2 separate regions of the Homo sapiens genome follow, and region 2 is linked to region 1. Evidence: chromatin loops called from intact Hi-C (ENCODE). Cell type or tissue: heart right ventricle. All regions are shown on one strand. Links, peaks and the distances in the headings refer to the core of each region. The heading gives the core; the rest is flanking DNA. Region 1 has its middle 55 kb from the start of NACA2. Region 2 has its middle 18 kb from the start of TBX4.

Evidence for each region. Peaks named below come from ENCODE experiments on the same cell type or tissue, not always from the same donor. Only the 100,000 strongest peaks of a DNase experiment are listed, where the experiment ranks them.
Region 2: it touches region 1 in a loop (2.5-fold over the local background); 5 of 110 quality-filtered maps call a loop at or near these places.

Annotation. Positions count from the first base shown.
Region 1 is chr17:61,531,203-61,540,770 of GRCh38, forward strand. No RefSeq gene overlaps it. Among named protein-coding and RNA genes, the nearest start is that of NACA2, 55 kb to the right of the region's middle. In heart right ventricle, for the core only: no CTCF peak of the experiment used is centred there; no DNase peak of the experiment used is centred there; H3K27me3 peaks cover 446 bases.
Region 2 is chr17:61,429,139-61,438,706 of GRCh38, forward strand. No RefSeq gene overlaps it. Among named protein-coding and RNA genes, the nearest start is that of TBX4, 18 kb to the right of the region's middle. In heart right ventricle, for the core only: no CTCF peak of the experiment used is centred there; no DNase peak of the experiment used is centred there.

The DNA.
Region 1 (9,568 bases), core at 451-8,450:
CAGATTAACAAAAATTAAAAAGTCTTTTAATGCTAAGTGTTGGGAAGATAATGAAACAGACCCTGCTGGTGGGAATGTCATTTGACTCAATGATTTTGGAAAATAAATTGATAATAAATAGAAGAAGCGATTATGCATTCATGCCACGACTCACCAGTTCCAGTTTGCGGATATGTTCTAGAGAAGTTCTCGTTCATGTGCACAAAAAAGATATGCACAAGAATGTTCACACTAGCAACGTTAATAATCGTAAAAAATAATAGGTAGGCTAAATGTCCGTTCACAGGAAATTCAAAAGTAGATGGTGGTATAACCATGCAATACAAGAACATAGAGGAGTGAAAATTAGTGAGAGCTCCAGGTATCTATGTGGATTGCTGTAAGACACAAAATGTTGACAGAAAAAAAGCAATTTTCATAGGCATACACACAGATTACGTTTCTATAAGGTGTTTAAAAATGGATATTAATACTATATATTGTTTAAAGATACAATACATATATAGTAAAATATACAAAAGTGCCTGGAAATGATAAAATGCTAGATTCCCTCATCTAGCGGATTGGAAGGAGGCTACAGCTAGGGAAGGCGACACACAGAGAGCTTCAATTTTATTGCTAATGTTTAATTTCTTAAGTTAGGCTGTGGGTAGAGAGGTGTTTGCCACACTATTTTTTACACATTTTTTATGACATAATGTTTTTTAAACCCAAGGGCAAATGTCTGAAAAATATTTTTTTAGGCGTCTCAAGGATATATATCTTCTCTGGGCAGCCAAACCTTTTTCTTCTATTGTTTTTTAATCAGAATATTGATTTTTTTCATCAGTTGGATTACTTTAAGGCATAGTTTCAGACAAAATAACACAAAAACTCATTCTCACCAGTTAAGTTTCACAGTATCTGCCTTCTGGATTAAAATAATGCAGTGCAGAATTTAGCTTATGTCACGTGGGGTCAAGGGAAGAAAAAAGAAATAACCATATCTGGAAAATAGCATGGAGAAACAGGCCCTGTATGCCCACAGTTTATTTGTTCAGTCTTGTAGCAAGGAGTAAGGGAAACATGAAAATACCTTGGTCATAAATTGTCATGTAAAAGACAAAGAGAAACTCTGGAATATTATGAAACTATAAATTACTTCTGCTGAAAGCGTAGAATTTGCAGTATCCCCTTAACCGAGGTTTCACCTCCCCACTTTTGACAGAATAACTCCTGTTCTTTGGAGAAAAACACATGAAATAAATGTAAAACCCGAGAGGGAAATCATCTAATATGTACACCACCTGCCTAATAAAATAAGAATAAATTTGGTTTTTTGGCTAAGTAGATTTGCTTATGTTTTAACTTAGTTAGAGGCACACGCCATCAAAATTACATATTTATTTTCATTTCAAAAGCACAACACAAAGGGACAAAAAACAATTTTATAATGTTTAAGTGGTTTTGCTTTCAAAAACAGACATCCTATGATAGAATTTCTATTTACAAAATAAGACCCAATCAGTTCTTAGGTTAGCATACAATCAAGTCTATTTATTAATTGTGCTAATGAGATCCTGAAACACCACAGTTTGGCCTCCAGCTCGGCCCTGGGATCTCAGACCTGTGGTGCTGAGTTACAGGAGTACACAGATCCGTTTACCCCAGAGATTGCCAGCACTTTAGTCACCAAGCTAATGGCAGCAGGTACCAAACAATGACCTCTCAAAAATAAACATATCTGCTCTTTTAAAACTCTTTCTCCCAAATCCTAGAAGGCAGCAGGCCTCATGAAGAGCTACCTGCAAAATCCTTCCTTTGAAGAAATACACAAATGAGTCAATCCCCCGTTGAGGGATTTGCTAAAAACAAAGGTCCAGGAAGCCACATAAAAATGATTTGTGAGGCTCCTTGACGCCTGACATTTTTTTTTAAAACGCTTTCTATGCTCCATTTCAAAAAACAATGCATCTGCAGGCAACTTGACTGCTATTTAAGGCGAAATGCTGGTCTCAGATGTATATTTGAGGCATCTATTCAATCTGGAGTTTACTATAGCCAAGGCCTAAACCATAAAAATGGAGTTGGTAATGAAAACACGGAGAACTTTAACTAGAGTCAGTGCCAGATTGCCATTCTGTCTCTTCCAGCACCTTCTACTTACGAGAAGTTACTGCCAAATGGAGCACTGGCAAGTTGCAGAGTGAGTCCCCCTTCCTATGGGCTGATGTGACTCTCACCCTAATGGGACGTGGTAGTGCCTGGGAGCTGCTGGTTGGTGCAGTTGTGCTGGGAAGATATGAAGCTAGAATTTCAGAGGCCCACTCTGCGGGTATCGCTTTGGCTCTATTCCATGTGTTATATTGAATGGTAGAAGCAGACATGTATTTTTCAATAGTCTGTATTCCATACAGAAGAAAGAATGGCCAGTGTTAGTCCAGTACTATATTTTGATTATGGGGAAGAAAAATTACAAGAAACTTAATTCAACAAGCATTCACTATGAATAATAATAACTATGATCTTTGAGGGCTTACAACTTAGCCTTCTGCCAAGGACTTTTCAGACATTGAATTGTGTAATCCTCTTAATATTCCTAAAGATATGACTACTATCCTTGTTTTATAAATGAGGAAACTGAGGCCCTGAGAGATTTAGTAATCTGATTCAGGTCACACTTTTCCTAAGTGGCAGATCTGGGACTTGAGTCCACATCTAGTCAAACAATAAAGCCCTTTTCAATACACTGTAACGCTTTTTTGGAGTTATCTTGTATGTGAACTACTAAAGATGCTGTGAAATCAAAACATTTGGGTATGTTAAAACGCATTATGTCTCCCTGAATGATGTACTATATAGTGGTAGGTACCAGAACTCCATTTTGTAGTGGGAATGCTAAAATATGAAAAGGTTATTTAGTGTAATATAGCACTTTAAGGAAGATCCGTTGTCTTGACCTGACCCTTTAGACTATACTGCCGTAAGAAAGTTATAAAACATTCAGTATCTGACTCCTCTTCTTCTACTACCATGTTTGATCTGACAGTAAAAGTTTACAAAACCCCCTTCGTCCCAGACAATGTTAAATAATGGAAGGGGAAAATTCCTATTTTTCCCCCAAAGTTATTCACAGATAAGTTGGCTAAAAATTCAAAAAATGTATGAGCTCTTTTTGGAATTAATTCATTGAAAAGAACCATTACAGTATCTATATCCCTTCCCATCTGGAATTTATTTTTTAAGACGCTCGTTGCTTCTCACAGGTTCAATGTTACCCATTTCACACCATTTAACTATTGAAAGCACTTGAAATTCCGGACCATAGGAGCAGAACCAGGGTCTTTCCTCGTGATGCAACTAATGTGTCAGACTTGTAAAATAGCTCTTAGTGGCGGGCCTCCATTTAGAGAAAGACGGAAACTAGCTTTAAATACTTAGAGCTTTAATATCTAGTCCATTACACTAAAGCAGGGTCTTGTAAAGAGTCAATTATGGGATACTTCTGATTTGATCCACATGCAAGGGAAATCCGCTTCTTTGCCTTTAAATCCCCGTTGTAAGTGTCTTGTTTAAATAATTAGTGACACTTTTTCTTTGATCAAATTGATTCATATTGTTATTCTTCTATGTTAATTTAAAACTTAATCCACATAAAACTCTAAAGCAGATTTTAATCTTGAATAAAGAAAGCTTTCTCCCAAAGAATGGAGTTTTCCAGAAAACATTTTAATTTTTAAAACATCATTAGTTGATTGAAAATAAATTTATTTTTCTGTAAGGAAATATGAGAGTCTATCACAAGCCAAAATCGTACTGTTATTTTTGGTATGTAGCGTGATGCTTTTCAGACACACACACAAAATATAAACTATATGCTTAATAGCATGACTAAGCAACTAAGCAACTGAGACCTCTAAAGACAATCAAATGTAATCTCAGTTTATGGTTTGGGGGCTAAAAAGTTTACATATATTTGAAACATTTGTCAAAGGGTTAATATCCCTCATTTAAACTTTATTTAGAATCTAAGAATTGATAAATAGAAATAAAAGCAAAATGCCAGGTTTTACTTATCAAATTCAAACTTTAAAAAATCATAATATCTAATATTGGTCAGGGCACTGGGAAACTGGCACTCTCATGCACTGCCAGTGGGTATTAGATACTAGTTCTCCGAAGGGCTTTTGGAAAGATATATCAAAAGCCTAGAAAATGCACATTACCTCTGATCCAGCAATAACAATTCCAGCAATTTAGGAGTCTAGTCTCAGGAAACAATCATAGTAAGAATTTAGTTATGGAGATATTTCAACACTGATTCTAACAGTGAAATATTGGGAAAAAACTAAAAGTACCTCAACAAGGGATTGGTTATATACACTGTACTTACACTCACAATTATATCCCTCGAACCTATTGAACAAATGAAATATCTATATCCCTTTTAAAAGGATGGTGTACACAAATATTCTGTTATGTATATTTGAAATACATGGTCAATGAGTTAATATCCCTAATTCAAACTTTACTCATAATCAAATGTGCTAGGGAAAATGGTCATAATATATAATACTTTTTTTTTTTTTTTTTTTTGAGACAGAGTCTTGCTCTGTCGCCCAGGCTGGAGTGCAGTGGCACAATCTCGGCTCACTGCAAGCTCAGCCTCCTGGGTTCACGCCATTCTCCTGCCTCAGCCTCCCGAGTAGCTGGGACTACAGGCACCCGCCACCATGCCCGGCTAATTTTTTGTATTTTTAGTAGAGACAGGGTTTCACTGTGTTAGCCGGGATGGTCTGGGTCTCCTGACCTCGTGATCTGCCCACCTCGGCCTCCCAAAGTACTGGGATTACAGGCATGAGCCACTGCGCCTGGCCTATTTTTATTTTTTTAAATTTTATTTATTTATTTATTTATTTATTTTTGAGATGGAGTCTTGCTTTGCCACCCAGGTAGTGGTGCGATCATGGCTCACTGCAACCTCTTCCTCCCAGGTTCAAGCGATTCTCCTGCCTCAGCCTCCCGAGTAGCTGGGATTACAGGTGCCCGCCACCATGCCCAGCTAATTTTTGCATTTTAAGTAGAGATGGGGTTTCACCATGTTGGCCAGGCTGGTCTTGAACTCATGACCTCAAGTGATCCACCCACCTCTGCCTCCCAAAGTGCTGGGATATTACACGCATGAGCCACCGCTCCTGGCCACTATTTTTATTTTTAAAATGCAAAGATGTGGAGAAAAATTGGTAGGCTATACAGATACTCCTCGATTTATGAACATCATAGCTTAGCCTTATCCTACCTTAAACATGCTCAGAACATTGACATTAGCCTATTGTTGGGCAAAATCATCTAATACAAAGCCTATGTTCTAATAAAGTGCTGAATATCTCATGCAATTTACTGAATACAGTACTGAAAGTGAAAGCTAGAGTGGGTGTGTTGGTTGTTCACTTTCCCTGCCGCTGCCCAGCATCACGAGAGAGTATCATACTACATATCCCTATCCTGGGGAGAGGTCCAAATTCAAAATTCGAACTATGGTTTCTACTGAATGGGTATTACTTTTGCACCATCGTAAAGGTGAAATATCAAAAGTCCAGCTGTTATAAGTCAGGGACCATCTGTACATCAAAATGCTAATAGTGGCTATTTCTGGGTTACAGGCTAATGTTTATTTTCATATTTTCATCTCTGAATTTTCTAAATTTTCTAAAATAAACATGTATTGCTTTCATAATAAGGGTATAATTTCAAACACTTGTGCAATTTTGAATTATTTATACAAGAAATATATTCCCCAAGTTTTAAAAAATATCTAAGTAGGGAGCATAAATATTGAAAGTACTTCCTTCCTATCTCTATTCCCAATTCCACACCCTTTCCAAGATGTGACTACTATTAATAGTTTGGTTTATCCTTTCTGATAATTTTTCTATATATCTTGTATATATACGTACACGTAAATATATTTCAATTTTGATTTTAAAATGTTGTTCATAAATAGGATTATATTCTGTGAATCCATAGAATCTTAGTCTACATAGTCAGCTCCATGAATATTTACATTATTTATCTTTTTTTTTGCTATTATAAACAATGCTGGAGTAAACATCTTCATATGTATGTCAGTGTATACAGGTGTAAGTATTTATCTAGGATAAAACCCAAGAAACTTAAGTAACAGGTTGATGAGAGTGGGCATTTCAAATTGCCTTTCAAAAAGTCTTTTAACATCCCCTGCCTGCATGGCACATTTATTATAATTGATGAGCCCACACTGACACATCATTACGCCTAGAGTCCATAGTTTACATTAGTGTTCACTCCTGGTATTGTGCGTTCTATGCATCTGGACAAACATAAGGACATGTATCCACCATTATAGTACCATACAGAGTAGTTTCCCTGCCCTCAAATTCCCCTGTTCTCTACCTATTTGTTCCCCCGTCCCCCTCAACTCCTGGCAACCACTTATCGATTTACTCTCTCCGTAGTTTTGCCTTTTCTGGAATGTCGTATGATTAAAATCAATACAAGCATACTTCTTTTAGTTACACTTCACCGATATTGCGTTTTTTAGAAATTGAAGGTTTGTGGCAACCCTGCATCATAAAAGTCTGTCGGCACCATTTTTCCAACAGCGTGTGCTCGCTTTGTGTCTCTGGGTCACATTTTGGTAATTCTCACAATATTTCTAACTTCCGCATTATTATTATATGATAATAATAGTTATGGTGATCTGTGATCAGTGTTCTTTGATGTTACTATTGTAATTGTTTTGGGGCACCAAAACCATGTCCATTTAATACAGCAAATTTAATCAATAAATGTTGTATGTGTTCTGATTGCTCCACTGACCAGCCATTCCCCTGTCTCTCTCCTTCTCCTCAGGCAAAGGAAAATTTTTGAAGATAATTAAAAGTGCTACTCCTGAAAATGCATGAATAATAAGAAAGTGGGAGGCTGAGGCGGGTGGATCGCCTGAGGTCAAGAGTTCGAGACCAGCCTGGCTTTTTTGGCCAACGTGGTGAAACCCCATGTCTACTAAAAATACAAAAATTAGCTGGGCATGGTGGTGGGGGCCTGTAATCCCAGCTACTCAAGAGGCTGAGGCAGGAGAATTGCTTGAACCAGGGAGGCGGAGGTTGCAGTGAGCCGAGATCACGCCACTGCACTCCACCCTGGGTGACAGAGTGAGACTCCGTCTCAAAAAAAAAAAAAAAAAAAAAAAATTAAAAGAAAAAAGCAAAGCACCCTTATTGCCGATATGGAGAAAGTTTTAACGGTCTGGACAGAAGATCAAACCAGCCACAACATTCCCTTAAGCCAAAGCCTAATCCAGAGCAAAGCCCTAATTCTCTTTTATGAAGGCTGAGGGAGGTGAAGAAGCTGCACAAGAAAAGTTTGAAGCTGTAAGAGGTTGGTTCATGAAGTTTGAAGAGAGAAGTCTCTGTAACATAAAAGTGCAAGTGAAGCAGCAAGGGCTGATGTAGAAGCTACAGCAAGTTATCTGGCAGTCTAGCTGAGATCATTGATGAAAGTGGCTACAGTAAACAACAGATTTTCAATGTAGACAAAACAGCCTTCTATCAGAAGAAGATGCCACCTAAGACTTTCATGGCTAGAGAGGAGAAGTCAATGCCTGCACTACAGCTTCACAGGCTGACTCTCTTGTTATGAGCTAATGTTGCTGGTGATTTTTTTTTCTTTTTTTTTTTCAGACGGAGTCTCGCTCTGTCGCCCTGGCTGGAGTGCAATGGCACAATTGGCTCACTGCAACCTCTGCCTCCGGGTTCAAGCCATTCTCCTGCTTCAGCCTCCTGAGTAGCTGGGATTACAGGTGCCCGCCACTATGCCTGGCTAATTTTTGTATTTTTAGTAGAGACAGGGTTTCATGATGTTAGTCAGGCTGGTCTCGAACTCCTGACCTCAGATGATCCACCCACCTCGGCCTCCCAAAGTGCTGGGATTACAGGCGTGAGCCACCGCGCCCTGCCCGCTGGTGATTTTAAATTGAGGCCAATGCTCATTTACCATTCTGGAAATCCTAGGGCCCTTAAGAACTGTGCTTAATCGACTCTGCCTGTGTACTACAGATGGAATAATAAAGCGCACATCTATTTACAACATTGTTTAGTGAATTTTTTTTTTTTTTTGAGACAGAATTTCGTTCTTGTTGCCCAGGCTGCAGTACAGTGGCACCATCTCGGCTCACTGCAACCTCCGCCTCCCGGGTTCAAGCAATTCTCCTGCCTCAGCCTCCCGAGCTGGGATTACAGGCATGTGCCACCACGCCTGGCTAATTTTGCATTTTTAGTAGGGATAGGGTTTCGCCATGTTGGCCAAGCTGGCCTCAAACTCCTGACCTCAGGTGATCCACCCGCCTTGGCCTCCCAAAGTGCTGGGATTACAGGCATGCGCCACTGTGCCTGGCAGAATTTTTTTTTTAAATAATTTCAACTTTTATTGTAGATTTGGGGGTACATACATGTGCAGGTTTGTTACATGGGTATATTGCATAACACAGGTTTGGGGTATGAATGATCCCATCACCCAGGTAGTGAGCATAGTACCCAATAGGTAGTTTTTCAGCCCTTTCGTCTCAACTCTCTCCCCCACCAGTAGTGTCCAGCGTCTATTGTTCCCATCTTTATATCCATGTGGACCCAGTGTTTAGCCCCCACTTATAAATGAGAACATGTGGTGGTATTTGGTTTTCTGTTCCTGCATTAATTCACTTAGGATAATAGCCTCCAACTCCATCCATGTTGATGTAAAGGACCTGATTTCATTCTTTTTTATGGCTGCATAGTATTCCATGATGTATATGTACCACATTTTCTTTATCCAGTCCACTGTTAATGGGCACCTAGACTGATTCCACATCTTTGCTATTGTGAATAGGCTGTGATGAAAATACAAGTGCATGTGTCTTTTTGGTAGAATGATTTATTTTCCTTTGGATATTTTCCTTTGCCCAGTAATGGGATTGCTGGGTTGAATCATAGTTCTGTTTTAAGTTCTTTGAGAAATCTCCAAGCTGCTTGCCACAGTGGTTGCACTAACTTACATTCCCACCAACAGTGTATAAATGTTCCCTTTTCTTTGTAGCCTTGCCAGCATTTGTTATTTTTGACTTTTTAATAATAGTCATTCTGACTGCTGTGAGATGGTATCTTATTGTGTTTTTGATTTGCATTTCCCTGATGATTAGTGATGTTGAGCCTTTTCTCATACGCTTGTTGGCTGCATGTATGTCTTCTTTTGAGAAGTGTCTGTCCTTTGCTCACTTGTTAATGGAGCTATTTGGTTTTTTGCTGGTTGAATTGTTTTAAGTTCCTTACATATTCTGGATATTAGACCTTTGTTGAAAGCATAGTTTGCAAATATTTTCTTCCATTCTGTAGGTTGTCTTCTTGCTCTGTTGATAGTTTATTTTGCTATGCAGGAGCTCTCTAGTTTAATTAGGTCCCACTTGTCAATTTTTGTTGTCATTGCTTTTGAGGACTTAGTCGTGAATTCTTTGGCAAGGCTGATGTCTAAAATGGTATTTCCTAGGTTTTCTTCTAGGATAGAGTTTGAGGTCTTA
Region 2 (9,568 bases), core at 1,106-9,105, 100 kb before region 1:
TTTATCCCTACCTGTGCATTCTTTTTAAAAAGTATTTATTTATTTGTCTATTTTGAGAGCATCATTTTATCCTTTTTATTGTATATTTTAAGGTGTACCATTTGATTCGATATACATTGTGAAATAATCACTGCCATAAAGACAACTGACATATCTGTCACCTCACATAGTTACCTTTTTCATGTGCATGGTGAGAAAACTTGGGATCTGCCTTCTTAGAAAATTTCAAGCATATAGTACAGTATTGTTACCTATAGTCATCAGGCTTTATATTAGATCTCCAGAACTCATTCATCTTGCATAACTGAAACTTTGCACCCTTTGACCAACATCGTGTAATCTTTCCCTTCCCCCAGCCCCTGGTAACTATCATTCTCTTCTTTGTTTCTAAGAGTTTGACTATTTTAGGTTCCACACACAAGTGAGATCTTACAGATTTGTCTTTCTGTGTCTGGCCTATTTCACTTAGCATAATGTCCTTCAGGTCTATCCATGTTGTTGCAAATGACAAGATTTTATTTTCTTTTTTAAGGTGGGATAACATTTCATTGTATATGTATGCACCACATTTTCTTTATTCATTTTTTTCATTTTTTTATTTTTTATTTTTTTTAAGACTGAGTTTCATTCTATCACCCAGGCTGGAGTGCAGTGGTACAATCTCAGCTCACTGCAACCTCTGCCTCCCGAGTTCAAGTGATTCTCCTGCCTCAGCCTCCTGAGTAGCTAGGATTATAGGCGTCCACCACCATGCCCAGCTAATTTTTTATTTTTAGTAGAGATGGGATTTCACCATGTTGGCTAGGCTGGTCTCGAACTCCTGACTTTAAGTGATCCACTGGCCTCGGCCTCCCAAAGTGCTGGGATTACAGGAGTGAACCACCGCGCATGGCCTTATTCATTCATTGTTGATGGACATTTAGGTTATTTTCATATCGTTGCTATTTTGAATAATGCTGCAATGAAAATAGGAGTGCAAGTAACTTTTCAAGACCTTGATTTCAATTCCTCTGGACAAGCACCTAGAAGTGGGATTGCTGGATTATATGGTACTTCTATTTTAATTTTTTGAGAAACTTTCATACTATTTTCCATAATGGCCATACCAACTTATATCCCCACCAACAGTGTACATAAGCGTTCCCTTTTCTCCACACCCTCACCAACACTTTTTTTTTTTTAATACAAGTTGAGTGTCCCTTATCTGAAGGGATTTTTTTTTTTTTTTTTTTTTTTTTGAGATAGAGTCTCACTCTGTTGCCCAGGCTGGAGTGCAGTGGTACGATCTTGGCTCACTGCAAACTCCACCTCCCAGGTTCAAGCAATTATCTGCCTCAGCCTCCCAAGTAGCTGGGATTACAGGCACCCACCACCATGCCTGGCTAATTTTTGTATTTTTAGTAGAGACGGGGTTTCACCATGTTGGCCAGGCTAGTCTTGAACTCCTGACTTCGTGATCCACCTGCCCTGGCCTCCCAAAGCGCTGGGATTACAGGTGTGAGCCACCATGCCCGGCCGCGCATTTTGGATTTTTTTTAAAAGCTTGGAATATTTGCATATATGTAATGAGGTATCTTGGGAATGGAACCCAAGTCTAAACACACAATTCATTTATGTTTTATATATACCTTATACATATAGCCTGAAGGTAATTTTATACAATGTTTTAAATAATTTTGTGCATGAAACAAAGTTTGTGTACACTGAAACATCAGAAAGCAAAAGTGTCACGATCTCTGCCACCAATGTGGATAATCTGTGGTTGTTTGGCATCATCATCATGCCTGAATCTGAATGTATATGCTACTAATTAAACAATCATTTTTTTACATTTATTCACAGATAAGTACTTAACAGTAAAAAATATGACTTACCATTTTTTTTTTTGAGACAGGGTCTTGCTACTGTGTCGCCCAGGTTGAAAGGCAGTAGTGGGAACATGGCTCCATGCAGCCTTGACCTCGTGGGCTCAAGCAATCCTCCCGCCTCAGCCTCCCAAGTAGCTGAGATTACAGGCACACAACACCATGCCCTGCTAATTTTTTTAATTTATTTCTTATTTTTGTAGAGACAGAGTCTCAGCATGTTGCCCAGGCCTGTCTCGAACTCCTGGCTCAAGCGATCCTCCTGCTTTGGCCTCCCAAAGTTCTGGGATTAGAGGCATGAGCCGCCACACCCAGCCAACAACAGATTTTGTCTTAGAAGTGTCTTTTTGATTTTATAAATGAACACGATTTCTTGTTCTGTTGTGAATGTATGCTGCTTTAGTCCTTCAATAAGCCCATCACACATTTTCACCATGCCATCTATAGACATTTTTTCTGCAAAAAATGTTAACAATGTCATCTTCATTGCCACTATTATCATGATCACTTTGGTTTGGAGCCATGTGTCTATTTCATCATCAGCCAATGAGTAAACAACTGGAGCCTTATTATCAATGTCAAAAAGCCCTTTGCTATCTACTTCTTCTAACTTACTGGCAGACTCTGAAGGTATATTTTTTGCATATGAAAGAAAGCCATATATCATTTTGTTCTCACTTGACACCAGTTCTTTCTCACTTGATACACAATTCTCCAAAGTCACCACCTTGTTCATCATCATCACTGAACATAGTCAAAGGTCAGAGGTCGCACCAGGCATGCACAACTATGTCTTTAGTCACTGTGTTCTAAGCGCTGGCAACAGTATATGTGGCGTCCTTCATGTCACCTCCTTTTGAAAACCTTCTGCACTCATGCCTCTGTTCACTGCTGCTAGCATTCTGTTCAATAAAGTGATTTTACATCTACTCTTCATTGACCTAAGGATACCCTAGTCACATTGAATTAATGTAGTCACATCTGGGGGAAAGTACATGGCATAAACATTATTTTTTGTGAGAATTTCAGCTGGAGAATGAGCAGAACAGTAATCAAGGAATAACAAAGTCTTACATCATCACGCATTCCAGCTTCCCTGCAGTGAGTACTAGCCACTGGTACAAAATGTTTGTGAAACCAATCATAAAAGGTGTCCCTGATGATCTGTGCCTTTTTGTTAGCATAATAGTAGACTGGTAAGAGATCTCCTCCTTGATAACAGTGAGGATGCAAGCTCTTGCCAATCACAGCAAGTTTATACTTATAGATGCTTGCTACATTAACACATCCCAGCAGGGTTACTCTATCCTTGGCATCTTTTTTTTTTTTTTTTTTTTTTTAAGACGGAGTCTCGCTCTGTTGCCCAGGCTGGAGTGCAATGGCGCAATTCTGGTTCACTGCCAACCTCTGCCACCCAGCTTCCAGCGATTCTCGTGCCTCAGCCTCCCCAGTAGCATGCGCCACCACGTCCTACTTTTTTTTTTTTTTTTTTGTATTTTTAGTAGAGATGCAGTTTCACCATGTCGGCCAGGCTGTTCTCAAACTCCTGACCTCAGGTGATCTGCCTGCCTTGGCCTCCCAAAGCGCTGGGATTACAGGCATGAGCCACTGTGCCCGGCCTATCACTGGCATCCTTAATTCCTGTCTCATCAAGTGTAGTCGGTGTCTTTCTGGGGAAATAATGCCAAAACAGTGATATTTCATCAGCATTATAGACTAGTTCTGGTGTCAGATTTTTGTTAGTGATGACTCGGGCAAACTTGTCAATGAATTTCTCTGCTACTTCATGATCAGCAGATGCTTTATCACCACAAATCTTTAAAAATTTAATGCTGTCTTTTCCTAAATTTCTGAAACCAGCCTGTTGAACATTCATAGTTCCCTTCAATTTTCAGTTCACTGTGATAGATCTTTGCTTGTTTCATGATCAGCAACCAGTATTTACTGCAACACTTTTGAACCCATTCTTTCAATACATGATCGAGATCTTCATTATTAACTTTATGCACTGTTTTTCTTTTTGTTATTGTTGGTTTTTTTTTGTTTTGAGACAGTGTCTATGTCATCCAGGCTGGAATGCAGTAGCTTAATCTCAGCTCACTGCAACCTCCACCTCTCCAGCCCAGGCGATCCTACCACTTCAGCCTCCTGAGTAGCTGGGACTACAGACACGCGTTACCACACCCAGCTAATTTTTTGGTTTTTTGTTTCTTTGTTTTTCAGACAGAGTCTCGCTCTGTCGCCCGGGCTGGAGTGCGGTGGTGCAATCTTGGCTCAATGCAACTTTCACCTCCCAGGTTCAAGTGATTTGCGTGCCTCAGCCTCCCGAGTAGCTAGGATTATAGGCACATGCCACCACACCCAGCTTATTTTTGTGTTTTTAGTAGAGATGGGGTTTCACCATGTTGGCCAGGCTGGTCTCGAACTCCTGAGCTCTAGTGATCCACCCGCCTTGGCCTCCCAAACTGCTGGGATTACAGGAATGAGCCACCATGCCTGACTGATTTTTAAATTTTTTTTTGTAGAGATGGGGTTTTGCCATGTGGTCCAGGCTGGTCTTGAACTCCTGAGCTCTTGTAATCTGCCTGCCCTAGCCTCCCAAAGTGCTGGGATTGTAGGCATGAGCCACTGCACCCAGCCTGTTTTTCTATTTTTGTTTTTTTTTTTATTAACTTCTGTTCATTGCTTTCAGCATAGAACTTCAACAGTTTATCCTTCTGTTTCTTCAGGTCATATGTGGTGGTCATTCCAACACCATACTCTTCTGTAAGACATTTCATACTTACACTGCTGTCCAGCTTCTCCAATAGCTTGATTTTCTGTGCTATAGATAAACATAACTGTGTCCTCTTTTTCTCTCCTGTGTTGCCCACAGGAGTATCTGTAGGCCTTTCTGACATTTTCAATAATATCTTTACACCACAGAGCAGAGAATAAGCCAAAAGAAATACCACAGTAAGTAATGCACATAGGTATTGGCCCCATGTGGGGCATTGTGGAGAACCTGAAATTGGTGCATCTGGCCTCCACACCATTTTAAAAATGGGTTTTTAAATGGGTTATGCCATTTTATAACCCTTGGTGGATGTGCTTACATGCGAAAATCTGGACATGTACAGAAAAGACATGTCACAGCTGAAGGGGGATGGGGGTGGCTTCCCCATTGGGGATGCTGAATGAACTGTGTGTTGTGTGCCTGCATTTTCATTATGGCCAATCATATGAGGTTAGATGTAGAATTTTCCACTTGTGGTGACATGTTAATGCTCAAAAACTTTCAGGTTTTGAAGCATTTCAGGTTTTGGATTTTTAGAGTAGGGATGCTCAACTTGTAATGACCATCCTGACAGGTGTGAGATGATATCTCATTGTGGCTTTGTCTTGCATTTCTCTGATGATTAGTGAGCACCTTTTTTATATACCTGTTGGCCATTTATATGTCTTCTTTGGAAAAATGTCTATTCAGGTCCTTGGTCCATTTCTAATCGGGTTATTTGTGTTTTTATTGTTGTTGTTTTTGTTTTGCTATTGAGTTGTGTGAGTTCCTTATATATTTTGAGTATTAACCTTTTATCAGATATGTGGTTTGCAAATATATTCTTCCATCCCATAGGTTGCCTTTTCAGTTTGTTGATTGTTTCCTTTACTATGCAGAAGCTTTTTAGGTTGATGGAGTCCCACTTGGTTTGTTTTTGCTTTTGTTGCCTGTGCTTTTGGTGTCATATCCAAAAGTTTTAGCTATGCCCCATGTCAAGGAGCTTTTCTCTTATATTTTCTTCTAAGAGTTTTACATTTTCAGATCTTATGTTTAAGTCTTTAATGCATTTTGAGTTAATTTTTGTATATGGTTTAAGAGTGGGATCCAGTTTTATTCTTTTGCAGGTGGATATCCAGTTTTCCCTGCAACATTTATTGAAGAGTCTATCCTTTTCCCCCATTGTGTATTCTTGGTGTCCTTGTGAAAGATTAGTTGACTATAAATGCATGGGTGTATTTTTGGGCTTCCTATTGTGTTTTATTTGTCATTGTCTGTTTGTGTGCCTGTACCATATTTCTTTGATTACCATAGTTTTGTAATATAGTCTGAAATCAAAGAGTGTGATTCCTCCAGCTTTGTTCTTCTTTCTCAAAATTGCTTTGGCAATTTGGGGTCTTTGGTGGTTCCATATGAACTTTAGGATTGTTTTTTCTATTTCTGTGAAAAATGCCATTGGAATTTTATAGGAACTTCATTGAATCAGCAGACTGTTTTGGAGTATGGACAATTTAACAATATTAATTCTTCTAATCCATGTATATGGTATATCTTTTCATTTATTTGTATCTTCTTCAATTTTTTTCATCAATGTTTTCTAGTTTTCAGGGTACAGATCTTTCACCTCCTTGGTTAATTTATTCCTAAGTATTTTATTTTTTTGATGCTATTGTAAATGAGACCATTTTATTAATTTCTTCTCTGGGTAGTTTGTTGTTGGTGCATAGAAATGCAACTGTATTTTATATGTTGATTTTTTATCCTGCAACTTTAATGAAGATGTGTATTAGTTCTAACAGTATTTAGGGTTTTCTATATATAAGATCATATAATCTGCAAACATACAATTTAACATCTTTCTTTTTGAATTTCTTTTATCTATTCTTCTTGCCTAATTGCTTTGGCAAACACTTCCAGTACTATTTTGAATAGAAGTGGTGAGAGTGGGCACACTTGTGTTGTTCCTGTTCTTTCTTTTTATTATTATTATTATACTTTAAGTTTTAGGGTACATGTGCACAACGTGCTGTTCCTGTCCTTAAAGGAACAGTTTTCAGATTTTCTTTGTTGAATATGATGTTAGATGTGGGCTGTCATATATGACTTTTATTATGTTGAGGTACATTCCTCTATAACTCATTTGTTGAGAGTTTTTAATCATGAAAGGATATTGAATTTTGTCAGATGTTTTTTCTGCATATATTAAAATGATCATATATTTTTTATCCTTTGTTTGTTAATGTGGTGTACTTCACTTATTGTTTTGTATATGTCAAACTGTCCTTGCATCCCAGGGATAAATTCCACTTGATCATAGTGTATAATCCTTTTAATGTGCTATTGAATTCAGCTTGCTAGTATTTCATTGAATGCTGTTTGTTTATTGATTTTCTGTCTGGATATCTATCCAAGATTGAATGTAGCATATTGGAGTCTTCTATTACTATTATATTGCTGTCTGTTTGTCCTTTCAGTTCTATTGTTATTTGCTTTGTATATTTAGGTGTTCCAAAGTTGGGTGTATGTATACTCACAATTGTAATACCTTCTTAGTGAACTGACCCTTTTATCATTCATTATATGATGACCTTCTTTGACTATTGTGACAGGTTTTGACTTAAAGTCCTTTGTGCCTAATATAAGTATAGCTACCTCTGCTCTCTTTTGGCTTCCATTTGAGTGCAATAGCCTTTTCCACCCCTTTACTTTCAGCCTGTGTGTGTCTTAAAGCTAAAGTGAGTCTCCTGTAGGCAGCATATAGCAGGATCTTGTTTTTTAGTCATTCAGCTATTCTGTCTTTTGATTGGTGAAATTAAGTCATTTATATGTAAGGTAATTATTGATAGGTAAGGACTTACTATTGCCATCTAGTTGTTTTCTGTTTTGCAATTCATTTGCTCTTTTCTCTATTGTTGTCTTCCTTTGTGATTTAATAATTTTTTATAGTATTTTGTTTTGATTCCTTTCTCTTTGTATTTTGTGTATCTCCTACAGAATTTTTTCTTTGTGATTACCATGGGATTACAGAAAACATTCTATTGTTATAATAGACTATTTTAACCTGATAAAAACTTAACTTTGATCACATACAAAAACTTTAACTTCTTCTCCCCTACATTTAATATTATTAATATTACTGTTTACATTTTTATAATGTGCATTCATTAGTAAATTATTGCAGCTATAGTCATTTTTAATACTTTTGTCTTTAAACTTTTACACTGGTGGTAAAAGCAATTTACATACTACCATTACAGAATTAGACTATTCTGAATCTGACTATACATTTACCTTTGCTAGCAAGTTTTATACTTTCATATGTTTCTTATGTTTAGTGTCCTTTCATTCCTCCTCCTTCTTCTTCTTTTCCTTCTTCCTTCCTCCCTCTCCCTCTCCTTCTTCCTTCTCTCTTCTTCTTCTTCTTTCCAGTGCTGGCTGATATCCTTTCATTTCAACCTGAAGAACTTTCTTTAGTACTTCTTGTAAGTAGTAATGAACTCCCTCAGCTGGAAAAGTATCTCTCCTTCCTTTCTTAAAAATAGATTTCCTATGTAGAATATTCTTGGTTAGCAGTTGTTTTTGTTGTTTCAGCACTTTGAATGTGCTAGAACATCAACTCATAATGCAAATGTTGTTTTGTTTCATGTTGTCCCATAAGTTACACAGGCCTTTTTCATCCTTTCTTCTTATTGTTGCTCTGATTGGATAATTTCAAATGATCTGTCTTTGAGTCCACTGCTTCTTTCTTCTGCTTGAGTCCCCTGTTGAAGCTCTCTATTGAATTTTTCAGTTCATTCATCATATTCTACAGCTCCAGAATTTCTGTTTAGTTCTTTTTTATGATTTCTATCTTTTGGTTGAATTTCTCATTTTGTTCTTGTATTGTTCTCCTGATTTTGTTTAGTTGTCTGTGTTCTCCTGTACCTCAGTGAGCTTAAGTCACTTATTTTGAATTATTTATCAGGCAATTCATAGGTCTCAATTTCTTTGGGATCAGCCACAGGAGCTTTATTTTGTTCCTTTGGTGGTGTCATGTTTTCTTAATTCTTCTTGTTCCTTGAAGTGTTGCATTTCTGTCTTTGAAAAAGCAGTCTCCTCTTCCAGTCTCTACTAACTGGCTTTGGAAGAGAAAGACATTCACCAGACAATCAAGAGTTTGACGTCTTTCAGGCCTTTTCTATGGATTCACCTGCCCCACTCTCTTGTTCCCCCTTGTGGGGGTAAGGCTTAGGATTGTGTGCCTACTCTCAATCCTGTAAAGTCAGGCCAGGTGTGGAGGGCCTCCTCTTAATTTTCTCCAGGAAAGTGCCTTGAAGTGTTCAAGATTGTGCACCTTCTCTCAACCCTGCAAAGTTGAGATAGCTGCTGATATCTATGTGCTGTCTGTGGGGATTTGCATGTGTCCTCTGTGGTGGCTTGCACTCACTATCTGTGGAGGCTCAGGTGCTCTGTCTCAGGAACGCATAAATGCCATCTGAGGACTTTTGCATGTGCCATTTCAGGGGCACATGCAGAGTGCTGAGGGTGTGAGTCATCCAATTGAAGGTGTTGAAGATGAGGCATCCTACAGGGTTTTCATGGTTTTCAGACTCCTGGTGGAGTCTCAAACCAATTAATAGGGTCTACAGCTGGTTTTTGAGACTTTGTGGTTGCTCCTACCTCCCCCAAGACTTTTAGCTGTGTGATCTTCTGTGATCTGGGTGGGGTGAGGCAGAAGTGAGCCTCTTGGGTAACAACCTGTGAGGCTGGGGAAGCTGGACACTCACTTCACTCTCACTATCCCCCATCGAAGAAACTGTGGACTTGGGCACTGAGCCATGCTGCCTTGGGAGTAGGGTGATGTGGGTTAAGTGAAACTGTTCTTCCTCTTTTTCTTTTTTTTAGGTGGAGTCTCGCTCTTGTTGCCCAGGCTGGAGTGCAGTGCTGCAGTCTCAGCTCACTGCAACCT